2 separate regions of the Homo sapiens genome follow, and region 1 is linked to region 2. Evidence: chromatin contacts called from ENCODE Hi-C or POLR2A ChIA-PET data. All regions are on one chromosome and are shown on one strand. Each heading gives the region's core, a stretch centred on a gene start or an enhancer-like site at or near the end of the contact. The rest is flanking DNA. Distances are from core to core; before and after follow the strand shown. Region 1 holds the start of PEMT (phosphatidylethanolamine N-methyltransferase). Region 2 holds the start of UBB (ubiquitin B).

The links. A loop is a pair of places that touch in the nucleus more often than their neighbours do. ChIA-PET counts read pairs that join two places held with the same protein, here RNA polymerase II (POLR2A). Pooled maps may share reads with other maps.
Region 1: a pooled map shows a loop between it and region 2 (17-fold over the local background). The contact joins the promoter of PEMT here to the promoter of UBB in region 2. A Hi-C loop is called at or near these places in 7 of 50 pooled maps. POLR2A ChIA-PET finds 5 or more read pairs at or near these places in 2 of 52 experiments (PC-9 and endothelial cell of umbilical vein).

What each region holds. Positions count from the first base shown.
Region 1 is chr17:17,588,151-17,594,789 of GRCh38, reverse strand. PEMT (phosphatidylethanolamine N-methyltransferase) reads left to right here and starts at 3,082. Exons shown (of 7, transcript NM_148172.3): 1 at 3,082-3,259. The coding sequence starts at 3,164. RefSeq lists enhancers at 2,941-3,330, 2,896-3,637.
Region 2 is chr17:16,376,340-16,383,317 of GRCh38, reverse strand. UBB (ubiquitin B) reads right to left here and starts at 2,227. Exons shown (of 2, transcript NM_018955.4): 1 at 2,134-2,227; 2 at 578-1,416. The coding sequence starts at 1,410. The coding sequence ends at 721. It overlaps LOC124903937 (a long non-coding RNA gene), which reads left to right and starts at 3,972. Exons shown (of 2, transcript XR_007065643.1): 1 at 3,972-4,512; 2 at 4,975-5,211. RefSeq lists an enhancer at 2,248-2,527.

The DNA of each region.
Region 1 (6,639 bases), core at 1,833-4,332, 1.2 Mb before region 2:
GATTGCTGGGAGTTTCTGCAGCCTGATTCATAATTCAGGAGCCAGGGAGGTGGGGTTAGAGAAAAGAGAGGCCATCAGGAGGTTTGCCCTGGGAGCTGTTCCATGATAAATGGTTTCCTATATCTGAAGAGCTCAATCAAGGGGCAAAGAGAGATAACCCTGAAGGTAGAAAGGAACTTTTGTTTGTTAAAGCTTCAGGAAGGGTGACTTTGGGTTAATGGGTATCATGACTTTGGGTTAATGGACCCCTGTCCATCAGTGGAGCGGGCGACCTCAAGAGGTGGGGAACCTCTCATCACTGGCGGCACGTAAGCAGAACCAACTTTTCCATTTGCCCAAGATGCCACAGAAGGAATGTTTCAGTGAGGGAGGTTGGCCTGGATAATTTCTCTACAAGCTCTCAGACTTGGGAACTTTTGAAAGGCTCAGGCAAGTACTTGTGCCCCAAAGTATCTTTGGCAGGGTTTTTTATTTTTATTTTTTTAGATGGAATCTCTGTCGCCCAGGCTGGAGTGCAGTGGTGCAATCTCGGCTCACTGCAACCTCCACCTCCCAGGTTCAAGTGATTCTCCTGCCTCAGCCTCCTTAGTAGCTAGGATCACAGGTGTGCACCACCATGCCTGGCTAATTTTTGTATTTTTAGTAGAGACGGGGTTTCACCATGCTGGCCAGGCTGGTCTCGAACTCCTGACCTCGTGATCTGCCCGCCTTGGCCTCCCAAAGTGCTGGGATTCCAGGCGTGAGCCACCATGCCCAGCCTGGCCCAGGCTGGAGTGCAGTGGCGCGATCTCGGCTCACTGCAGCCTCCACCTCCTGGGTTCAAGCAATTCTCCTGACTCAGCCTCCTGAGTAGCTGGGATTACAAGTGTGCACCACCATGCCTAGCTAATTTTTGTATTTTTAGTGGAGACGGGGTTTCACTGTGTTGGTCAGGCTGGTCTTGAACTCCTGACCTCATGATCCGCCTGCCTCGGCCTCCCAAAGTGCTGGGATTCCAGGTGTGAGCCAGGCAGGAGGTTTTTATCTGACTTGTTTCAAGCTGCAAGTCTGTCTCCTGGGTGGGGTGTTTGCTTTTCACAGAGGAAGGGTGGCCCAGGTTGGGTAGGCTGGAGTAGAGGATCGGACTGCATCAGTTCTGGTGTGACCTCTTACGGTTGCCTTACTTTGTTCTCAGATAAAGCAAACGCACAAAAATTTGTTTTCTGGGCTTAACAAAACAGGAGTGACCAGTTAGGTCAGAAGACTGGAACATCAGTGAAGTGGATGTGTGGTAGGCGGAGGGGAAAGACTTGCTAGAAGCCCTCCCGCTGCGGGGGGCTCCTTCAGAAATGGCTCTGCCTCTAGCAGCTCTGCCTGGACACTGAGCAGGGAAAGGGTCCCGACACTCATTAGTAACAGTGGTAAGTCAGAGAACCAGCCCTGAGCCTGTGTCCCCAGCCCTGCCGGGGGCCAATGCCTACTGAGCACTTCCCACAGGCCAGTTCCTGGGTGATGAGTTTTACCAACATGTATTTCCCTTTTACTTTTGAGGAAAATGAAGGTGGGCTCAGTCACAGAGATAGTGCATGCTCCAAAGCCAGTGTCTTTCCTGTCTCCTCGGTTGGCCTGCCCCATCCTAGCGATGTTGTGAAGATTGGGACTACCTCTAAAGCAGCACACAGTGGCTGCTCAGTAAATGCTCAACACTGGTAGGTGCTGTGGGCCAAGGTGGAGAGAAACGGGCCATCTGGAGCAGGAAGCAGCTGACTGCAGAAGTCCTGTCTGGGCCCCCAGCAGTCTGGGTGACTGAGCAAATCTTGGAACCTCTCAGTCTATTTCCCCATATTACATAACACCTGGCTACAAAAGGGCTTTTTTCTTTTTTGAGAGGGAGTCTCGCTCTGTCGCGCAGGCTGGCATGCAATGGCACCATCTCCGCTCACTGCAACCTCCACCTCCTGGGTTCAAGCGATTCTCCTGCCTCAGCCTCCTGAGTAGCTGGGATTACAGGTGCGCGCACCACACCCGGCTATTTTTTGTATTTTTAATAGAGACGGGGTTTCACCGTGTTAGTCACGCTGGTCTCGAACTGCCGACCTCTGGTGATCCGCCCACCTCGGCCTCCCAAAGTGCTGGGATTACAGGCATGAGCCACCACACCCGGCCTACAAAAGGGGTTCTTCTGGGACCCGATCGTCTAAACTCTTCTCCATTTGACCCCCTCCATCACTACTCCACAGCTCACCGGTCTTTTCTCTGTTCCTTAGGTGCCCGTCCTGTCTCCAGGCCTTTGTACATACCATTCGTCTTGCCTTGTTTGCCCTGCCCTCACACTTGGCACATCTGGCACCTCCCCTGCACATTCTAAGACAGCATCCTTCCGTACCATTTGACCCACCCCGTTTTTTCCACCACAGTACTCATCCATATTATAACCCTTTATTCACATTTTGTCTTTTATCTCAGTCAGGAGGAAGCGAGGGCGGGGGACTCTGTGTTGTTCCCTACCGTACCCTCAGCGCACAGTCTGGTTCAGAAAATACTCGAGAGTGAATGAGAGAATGAATGAAGGAAAAAATGAGTGGAGGAGGGGTCTTTGGCCGAGCTAAAGAGCCTGGGCGCCGCGGGGGCGGGAAGCTCTAGGCAGTGCTCGTCGCGCACCGCCCCCAGAGTAAAGCGAATTTCAGAAGAGGGCGTGGGGCCCTGGGCGTGTGGGGCCCTGGGCGTGTGTGACCCGGGCCAAGTCCAAGTCCGCAGGAGGCTGCGCGGGAAGCTGCTTATAGCTACGACCCGCGGCCCCCGGCCTCTAGCCCCACCGCCGCCAGGCAAGGGCAGGGACGCCAGGTCAGTTACAGGCTCGGGTGCGGCAGCCGGCGACCAAAGGCACTGGGCGGGAGGCCGGATCCAAGGGGATACTGCTACGTAGCTGCAGCGGAACCGGCAGGCTCTGCGGCGAAACACACTGGGACTTGTAGTTCTCGGCTCCTCTAGACGCTGTCGCGAGCCCCCAGATAAAGAGGCACTTCGCGGTGACGGGGAACTACATTTCCCAGAAGGCCGGAATATGTTGGGGGTCACCGGGAAAGCGCCCCGACTGGCGGCACTTACCCGGCTCTATAGGTCCGGTTCCGGGGGCGCGTGGCTGCAGCGGGGCCCGCGTGGTGCCTCCTGAGGCGGCCCCCGGATGAAGAGATCTGGGAACCCGGGAGCCGAGGTAACGAACAGCTCGGTGGCAGGGCCTGACTGCTGCGGAGGCCTCGGCAATATTGATTTTAGACAGGTACTGACCGCACCGGACCGCCGCGGAAACTGGGAGAGGGATCTGCAAGGCCCGAGGGGCGTGAAGGCTTGCGGCGCCTCAAACGCTGCGGGGCGGGGCCGCCAGTTCCCAGGCAATGGGGGCGTGGCGTGGCGGGGGTGGGGGAGCCGCGTGCGGGAGCGCCGGCTGGTGTCTGTGTGTGTGCGTGTGCGCGCGCGTGTAAACCTCAGATTGCGTGTGTCAGAGACGGGGGCGTTCCTGAGCTCGTCTGATTGTGTGCCTGTGTGTGGCCCTGAGATTGTGTGAGACTCAGAGGTTGTCCGTGTTAGTCTTTGGGATTGTGTCTCACTGAAATTATGTGATGCTCTGAGAGTGTGCCGGAGAGTGAGTGTGAGTGTGTATGACCGAGGCTGTGTGTGACTGAGCGTGGGCGAGGGTGAAGGAGGCCGATTATATGTTTGGGAGTGTGTTGTGTGGCCCCTGCTCCCGTCCATCCCCCAGGGTCAGGAGGCCAGCTTTTGCCCAGAGGCAAGAGAGTGGTGGGGACCCTGCCTGTCTCCCAGCCGGCCCTGGGCAGGCTGCAGACCACCACCCAGCCGTTTCGGGGCCATAATGGGTGCGACCGGCCCCAGAAGCTGGGGGCCTGGCTTGCCTGCTGAGGCTGCCCTCTGCAGAGTCCTAGGCCAGAGAGTGCCTGTCCTGGCATCTCCCCAGGCTCCCAATTCCAATGGATTCCAATTTCCAACCTCTCTTGCATTCTCCCTTCTATCAAAGCTTCCTCTTAGATGCTCCATTTACCTTTTTCATCACCCACTCTTCATGAAGCCTGTAAGGCACATCTCTGCCCCAAGCAGCTTCTAATCCAGTTCTTTCGCTCCCTTCATTCCTTACTCACATGTGCATTTATTCACTCACTGATCCAGCCAGTATTGATTCAGGGCCGGCTGAGGGCCTCGTGTCACTCAGAAGTTTAAGGGCACTTCTGTCACTGAGCTTTCATTCTAGGGAGGGAGATTGTAGGCCTGGAAAGCCAGAGAGTTCTCTGAAGGAGCTAATACCAGTTAGTGTTTTGAAGAGTAGCTGATGGGAAGGCGGGATTGAAATCCCAAGAGAGCCTGTTGCCGTATCTGCGAGGGAGGGACCTGGGATCTGAGAGCCGAAAGGTCAGTCAGTGGGGCAAGATTCCCCAGAGGAGGGAGGCAGTTGCGAAGCCCTCCAGGAGGCACAGGAGGAGATGGGCCGCTGGCCCTGAGGGAGCGCAGGACCGTTGGCCAGATGGGTGCTCAGCAGAGGACAGGAAGAAGACTATTACTTTAGTAAACTGTCCATTGAATTACAACATGCAGTCAGATGAGTGATGGGTCCTACCCCTACAGCTCCTGCATTTTCACCAGGTGAACCTGTATCTGTTAATCCTCAGATCAAGATGGGGGGTCATGATCACCTCCAGGGGCTGCCCTCAGAAGCCACCGTGTAGAAGGGTGGGTGGGGGAGCCATGTAGAAGGGGGGGCAGAATGCAAGGGGGCAGTGTCCCTTTGCAGACCCATCTAGGGGCCTGCCCCAGGGCCTGCCAGTGGGCAGGGGAGACTAACCGGGTGTGTGAGGGGTGGGCTTCTCTGCTCTTTCTCCTTTCTCCCCAGGGCTGTGCAGCTGGAGAGAGCTGGGGCTGGGGTTCGGGTCAGGGTGACCCTTGTTGACTAACATTCTGCTTTTCTTCTGCTGTCCTTGTTGGTGCAGTTAAGCTTCCTGTTGCCAAGGGATTTTTCTTAAAGAAAGAAAGAAAGAAACATACAACATACAACATTACATATTTGCTTATGTGGTAGCTCTACTCCCTCCTCAATCAAAATCTCCGGTTTTAAAATATGTCAGTCCCTGGCCTGGGAGAGTTGCAAGGTTTTTGTTCACCCCATGGGCGTCTGAGCTGCAGGATCTCCGGTGCTAGCCCTGTGCTGCTGTGCTGTCCAGTAGAAACATCGTGTGCCACATGCATAATTTAAACCTTTCTAGTAGCCATGTTAAATTAGTGAGAAGAAATGGAAAATAGCAAAGAAATAGAAAAATAATTTTGACAATATATTTTATTGTTACCAAAATATATATCAGACATATTTTGTCCTGTGGCATTCCAAGCTTGTGGCACTGCCTGTGACCAGTGGCTGCCATGTCATACCAAACAGTGCTGCTCTGGGTACCATGCCCTCCACCAGCTCTTTTCTGGGCCTGCTTCAGCAGGTACAGAATCTTGCTTTTGTTTTTAAAAAAAAAAAAAAAAAAATCAGCTGTTGGGGCTGGGCACGGTGGCTCACGCCTGTAATCCCAGCACTCTGGGAGGCCAAAGCAGGTGGATCACCTGAGGTCGGGAGTTTGAGACCAGCCTGACCAACATGGAGAAATCCCATCTCTACTAAAAATATAAAAAGTTAGCCAGGCGTGGCGGCACATGCCTGTAATCCCAGCTACTCGGGAGGCTGAGGCAGGAGAATCACTTGAACCCCGTAGGTGGAGGTTGCAGTGAGCTGATATCACGCCATTGCACTCCAGCCTGGGCTAGAAGAGCGAAACTCTGTCTCAAAACAAAAACAAACAACCCAAAGAATCAGCCATTGGGCTGAGGAGTTAGGGTGAGGAGTGTGCCCGCTGCAGCCCCACTGACTAAGGCCCTTTTGCTCCTTGTTGCCCTCCCTGTCAGGATTCTGGAGCCTTGCTCCTCAGCTGGGCAGCTGCCTGAAGGCAGTGGGGTGGCAGATGGATGAGAGCAGGGTCTGCATCTTGCTGTCCACAGGCCGGGGCACCTCCAGGATTCAGAAGATGACTCCAGTAGGGCCTAGGGGTGCGGGCACCCAGGCTGGCAGAGCACACTGAGGTCCTCAGAGCAAGGGCACATGCCCAGGTCTCAGGTCCCTTTTCCATAGCGAATCACCTGCTCACCAGAGCGGGTGAGTGATGATGTCTCCAGCTTGGTGTTGGTGTCAAGAAGAATGGGGACAGTGAGGGGGTTATGGTGAAGACCAGAATGAGATGAGGGGTGTAAAGCTTTATGAAGTATCGAGTGCAGCCCACCTAAGGGTGGTCCTCAAGAAGGCAAAGCCCTTGTATTCAGAAGGCTGAGAGACCTGGGGCAGGGGACACAGGTCCCTGTGTGTAATATGGGCACCCGAGTAAGACCCTGGAGGCAAAGCTCCGATGGCCGATGCGGGGTATCTTGACTGCCTTTCAGGGAAAAATGTTTGCCTTTATCCAAAATCGTTTCCAAAAATCTTTTGATTGTATTACTTTAGTTGAAATAAACATTAGGCCGTTATATTAGATGAGTTACTCTGTGGTGTTTTCAAGGCCGTACATTTTGTCTTCAGTAATTTTGGCATCAGCCAAGACAGAGCAGGGTTGAGGCTTTCCG
Region 2 (6,978 bases), core at 978-3,477:
ACTTGAGCCCAGGAATGATAGTGAGCTGTCATCGTGCCACTGTATACCAGTCTGGACTACAGAGCAAGACCATCTTTTAAAAAGCCTGCATATCCAACTTTTTGAGATGTTGTCTTGCTCTGTCGCCAGGCTGGGGTGCAGTGGCACGATCTCGGCTCACTGCAACCTCTGCCTCCCAGGTTCAAGTGATTCTCCTGCCTCAGCCTCCCGAATAGCTGGGACTACAGGCAGGCGACACGACGCCCAGCTAATTTTTTTCTTTTAGTAGAGACAAGGTTTCACCATGTTGGCCAGGGTGGTCTCCATATCTTGACCTCGTGATCCGCCTGCCTCGGCCTCCCAACAGACTTTAAATTCGAGCTTCAGAAAGTTTGCCATTTACCCAGGATCCTAACTTGTAATGACTTAAACAGCAAAGAAGGCTCTTGCCCCTCAGCCCACCCAAGTGTATACCAAAGTCAAGTGACTTAACTTTGAGCACATTACCAATCTCAAAATTAAATCCCTAAACATTTTCACCAGTTTTAAGCGTACCCACACATCACTAGAGAATTTCATGACAAAACACCAAGTATGCTACCATGCAACGAAACCTTTATTAACATTTTGAACAGGTTCAGCTATTACTGAAACTTGTAATTTCTAAACTTAAGTTGGGGCAAATGGCTATAGTGCAGAGTAATGCCATCACTGGGCACTGCGAATGCCATGACTGAAGAATTAACAGCCACCCCTCAGGCGCAGGACCAGGTGCAGGGTCGACTCTTTCTGGATGTTGTAGTCAGAAAGAGTGCGGCCATCTTCCAGCTGCTTGCCTGCAAAGATGAGCCTCTGCTGGTCGGGGGGGATGCCTTCTTTATCTTGGATCTTGGCCTTCACATTTTCGATGGTGTCACTGGGCTCCACCTCCAGAGTGATGGTCTTGCCGGTCAGGGTCTTCACGAAGATCTGCATACCACCTCTCAGACGCAGGACCAGGTGCAGGGTCGACTCCTTCTGGATGTTGTAGTCAGAAAGAGTGCGGCCATCTTCCAGCTGCTTGCCTGCAAAGATGAGCCTCTGCTGGTCGGGAGGGATGCCTTCTTTATCCTGGATCTTGGCCTTCACATTTTCGATGGTGTCACTGGGCTCCACTTCCAGGGTGATGGTCTTGCCGGTCAGGGTCTTCACGAAGATCTGCATACCACCTCTCAGACGCAGGACCAGGTGCAGGGTCGACTCCTTCTGGATGTTGTAGTCAGAAAGAGTACGGCCATCTTCCAGCTGCTTGCCTGCAAAGATGAGCCTCTGCTGGTCGGGGGGAATGCCTTCCTTATCCTGGATCTTGGCCTTCACATTTTCGATGGTGTCACTGGGCTCCACCTCAAGGGTGATGGTCTTGCCGGTAAGGGTTTTCACGAAGATCTGCATTTTGACCTAGTTTAAAAGTAAAACATAAGCGTGTCACCTCAGGATCATTGTATTTCTTGCTTTTACACCTAATATTCTTCAAAATTAGCAACTATTCCTTCAAAATGCCTTAAATACGTTAATATTCCGCAAGCCTCCCCTCAATTTTACAAGGCTAAGTCACTTAATACGAAATTCGTCATTCAAGGTTTCAACGTCAACAGCGGAAAATCCAGAGCGCTCTCTTACCAAGCGTCCACAGCTTTCCCCACTAACTGTTCCGGATATTCAAACTCCCCCGACCGAACTCCAATCTGCCTCAAACCTAAGCACGGTGTTAGGCAAACTGAAAACAAAACCAAACCCACAAGACTCGCGAAATAAAAATCCCATTGAAACACAAGAAGGGGCACCTTTCTCACACTGGGATTCCAAAGTAAAGGCTTCCAGAAACCACACAAACTACCTCTTTTCCGCCTTCCCCGCGAAGTAAACTCGACAGAATCGCCGATCGGTTAGGCGTCCGTTAGTTTCCGTCAACGCGCGCGCGCGCCAACCGCCCTCGCCCCCCTCAGGTCAACAAGGCCCACTGTCCCGGAAAGGCCCAGCGCCGCGTCACCTCGCCCTCCCCTCCCCCACGCCCTCCCCTCAGCGGCCCACCCAACCCCAAGAAGCCTCCACCTTGACCTCACCCATTCCCCCCTCTCACACCCCCCCAAGGTCGTTACGGCTGCGGGCCAGTACCTGTTAGCGGATACCAGGATCCTGCCAATCACCAACCACGTCCACCCACAGGGACACAAACAAGCTCACCCAACAAAGCCAACCGCCCCTAAATGCTCCGGGCTGGCGGAGCGCAAATTTATGCAACGAGTGTTGCGTCACTTATCACCCCTCACGTAGACGCCGTCTCCGTGCGCCGCTGAAAGTAGTTCGCCGCGCCCAACCTCCCGAGAGGCAGTTTAGGCTTTTCAACTGAGCCCCAAATTCCTCATAGCCGTAAGAAAGGCTCCTAAAAAATTATTTCCCTTCTCCTCTATGCGCTTCTCTTCCTTCTTTAGGAAAATATAAGAAAATTATCAGGCGGATGAATTTGAGTTGAAGAAACCTTCCTCGAAAGCTCTGGAAACTTCCTTGCAGCGCCGGCACTGATTGGTTAGGCCTGCGAAGGCGAGGTCGGCGCTGATTGGTGGGGGACGCGGTGGCTCTGTTGTTGCTGGGCTCCACCTGGGGTGGCTTAGCGCCGAGGTTGCTAAGTAACTGAGCGCGCGTGCGCCGCACAGGCGCGCCGTCCTGAAAGAGGGTATTTCCGGCGGGAGAAGGAGGGGGGGTCTTTCCTTTTTTTTCTTGAGACGGAGTTTCGCTCTTGTTTCCCAGGCTGGAGTGCAATGGCGCGATCTCGGCTCATCGCAACCTCCGCCTCCCGGGTTCAAGCGATTCTCCTGCCTCAGCCTCCCAAGTAGCTGGGATTACAGGCATGCGCCACCACGTCCGGCTAATTTTTTGTATTTTTAGTAGAGACGGGGGTTTCACCATGTTTGTCAGGCTGGTCTCGAACTCCTGACCTCAGGTAATCCACCCGCCTCGGCCTGCCAAAGTGGGCCGCCGCGCCTCAGAAGCGGGACGGCGTGGCACCCGATATCGAGACACCTGATGGTGATTGTGAAGCACAATTCCCTCTCCCATGTTTTAAAAACGCGCGCCCCTGGCCGGGCGCGGAGGCTCACGCCTGTAATCCCAGCACTTTGGGAGGCCGAGGCGGGTGGATCATGAGGTCAGGGGTTCAAGACCAGCCTGGCCAAGGTGGTGAAACCCCGTCTCTACTAAAAATACAAAAAAATTAGCCGGGCGTGGTGGCGGGCGCCTGTAATCCCAGCTACTTGGGAGGCTGAGGCAGATAATTGCTTGAACCTAGGAGGCAGAGATTGCAGTGGGCCGAGAATGTGCCACTGCATTCCAGTCTGGCGACAGAGTGAGACTCTGTCTCAACAAACAGACAAACAAAAAACACGAGCCCCTCATACACTGGCCAGTTGTTTTTGCTTTTTTGTGACAAAGTCTGGCTGTGTCCCCAGGCTGGTGTGCAGTGGTGTGATCACCGTTCACTGCAGCCTTGACCTCCAGGGCTCAAGTTATCCTGCCACCTCAGCCTCCCAAGTGGCTGGGACCGTGGACCACGCCTGGCTTTTTAATTTTGTATTTATTTTTTGAGACGGAGTCTCACTCTGTCACCCAGGCTGAAGGCCAGTGGCGTGATGTGGCTCACTGCAACCTCCACCTCCCTGGTTCAAGCGATTCTCCTGCCTCAGCTTCCTGAGTAGCTGGGATTACAGGTGCGTGTCACCATGCCTGGCTAATTTTTGTATTTTTTAGTACAGATGGGGTTTCACCACGTTGGTCAGGCTGGTCTCGAACTCCTGACCTCAGGTGATCTGCCTGCCTCGGCCTCCCAAAGTGCTGGGATTACAGATGTGAGCCACTGTTCCTGGTCTAATTTTTTTTTGTTGTTAGATCAGAGTCTTGCTATGTTACCCAGGCTGTTACTGAACTCTTGGGCTCAGGAGATCCGCCTGCCTCGGGCTCCCAAAGTGCTAGGATTACAGGCATGAACCACCGTGCCTGGCGGACTAGCCGCTTTTTATTTTTCTTCGTGGTTATTGCAGGGTTGTGGAGCTTTAAATCATGCTTCTGTAGTCAGAGTGCTCTTAGTTGCATTGTCTTAATCCTCATCACGGCCCGAGAACAGTCTGTAAATCGGGAGTTCAGAGTGGGACCCTCTGCGGGGACCGGAAACCTGTTGCTGAAGCCGCTCACCACCAGGCCCAGAGAGGCGAGGCTGGAGCCCATGGTGACAGTGGCCGGGCTTCGCTCTGGCTCCAGCAATACCTGCAAATCCAGTTCTTCCCAGCTGTTTCTCCAAACTGGTAGGAAAAAAAAAAGTGCAGATTAGGGAGCCGAAACCCCACTTCAAAAACGGGAATTCACCTACAAGAAAGTAGCTGATCCTGCTCCCATTGACGTGCTTGTTGTGCAAGGGTGAGGTTAACCAGCTAGGACCAAGCAACGGGTTTCCCTACACCCTGGGTGTGGCCACTCGTCCTGCAAGGAGATAACCCAAGGAAGGTGAGTAAGGCAGATGTGTTTGGATCCTGGTGCCTGGCACAGTCACGGGGGTGGGGTGGAAGTAAACATGAAATTGGCTGTTTTTCACGTGATACCAACCTTCATAATGTAAGAAGTAGTCTAGAAATGTGTGTATTAATACAATTAAGTAAACATCTCTTAGAAAGGTCGCTAATTACTAAATTTCAACATACCTGAGCATAACGTTGAGAAGCTATGTCGACAAATGAGCTGGTATATGAGTTAACACCTAGACAGCTTTCAGTTAAATTAACTAAAACCGGGATCTACTGTCTACTGATGTGAATAAGCAGGAGATAGAAATAAACAGTTTAAGATAATTTTGGAAGTGATTTTGAACGACTTGGGAGGTAGTTTATAAAACGTTTATTTTATTATATAAAGTATGGATTTTCGTTTTTGTTAGCCTAACAGTGATTCTGAATTTGTTTCACCAACCAGCAGCTCCTCCTGAATCATACATGTTGATCGCAGATTGAGCTAGAAGGCAGATCTCATGACTGGTATAATGACTTCACTGGGAAGTTCTAGCAGTTGCCAGAACTGTAAGTTAGTTATACAGGCTCCTGGTTCAATGTTTTCCCGAAGTAGGTCATTTGGTAACCTAAGATTAGGAATTTGGTAATCTGGCACAATACTTGGCACTGTGCTCAATAAATGTTTGTTCAGTGACTAAAATGCAATCTTCTCTTTTGTTCAACTGGAGAAAAGAAACTTTGTGACAGCCTTAAAACACAAAGCAAAAACACAGTAGAGTACTGTATTTCATCTCCATAGGCAAATGCTATTTGCCTTGGCAGTTCCTTCAAAAGAAACAAAGGGGGATTGATTCTGAGATTCTAAGTGATTTTACTTGGCTAGATGCCTTTTAATAAAAATCTGTGAGAAAACTATAGTTCCAATTAAAAGTTCACAGTTGTTTTCTTGACATTATTTGGTGATATTTAAAGTGTGGAATTAGTCTCTGATTTGTCAATTCCTTTATATTTCACATTTGGCTATTTATTTCAATACAATTACATAATGAACTCCTAATTTATTACAAGCAAGTTAGAAACTTTGATATTGAATGCCCAAAGGAACACAGAGCAAAATCTGTACTGTTTTCATGTTAGGCCTCAAAAGTACAGAAATCTATCCATTAAAAAATAGCTAATTTGGGCAGATTGCAGTGGCTCACGCCTGTAATCCCAGCACTTTGGGAGGGTGAGGCAGATGGATCTCTTGAGCCCAGGAGTTCAAGACCAGCCTGGCCAACATGGCAAAACCTCATCTCTACTAAAAATACAAAAATTAGCCGGGTGTGGTGACGCACACCTGTGTTCCCAACTATTTGGGAGGCTGAGGCATGAGAATCCCTTGAACCCAGGAGGTGGAGGTTGCAGTGAGCTGAGATCACGCCACTGCGCTCCAGCCTGGGCAACAGAGTGAGACTCCATCTCAAATACAAACATACAAAAAATAGCTACTTTAAATGTTTTTAACATTTTTATTTATTTATTTATTATCTATTTTAGAGTATCTATTGCCCAGGCTGGAGTGCAGTGGTGCAATCATAGCTTACTTCAGCCTCCAACTCCTGGGCTCAAGCGATCCTCCTGTGTCAGCCTTCCAAGTAGGTGGGATTACACACACAAGTTGCTCTGCCTGGCTACAATATTTTTATCATGAAATATTACATAAATACATGAAAGATGGAGGTAATATAGCAAATACCATATAATCCCTGATTTGCTTAAGCACTTAAAAACCTTTATTTTTGGCCGGGCACAGTGGCTCAGCCTGTAATCTCAGCACTTTGGGAGGCCAGATCACCTGAGGACAGGAGGTGGATCACCTGAGGTCAGGGGTTCGAAACCAGCCTGGCCAACATGGCGAAACCCTGTCTCTACTAAAATACAAAATTAGCCAGGCATGGTGGTGCATGCCTGTAATCCCAGCTACTTGGGAAGCTGTGATAGGAGAATCGCTTGAACCCGGGAGGCGGAGGTTGCAGTGAGCCAAGATCGTGTCATTGCACTCCAGCCTGGGCAACAAGAGTGAGACTCCGTCTCAAAAACAAAAAACAAAAAACAAAAAACTTTATTTATTTATTTATTTATTTATTTTTTTGAGACAGAGTCTCGCTCTTTCACTCAGGTTGGAGTGCAGTGGCGCGATCTCGGCTCACTGCAAGCTCCGCCTCCTGGGTTCACACCATTCTCCTGCCTCAGCCTCCGGAGTAGCTGGGACTACAGGCGCCTGCCACCAGGCCCGGCTAATTTTTTTGTGTTTTTTTAGTAGAGACGGGGTTTCACTGTGTTAGCCAGGATGGTCTCGATCTCCTGACCTCGTGATCCACCTGCCTCGGCCTCCCAAAGTGCTGGGATTACAGGCGTGAACCACCGCGCCCAGCCATGTGCAACAGATCTCTGGCACTTTTTCATCTTGTAAAACTGAAGCTCT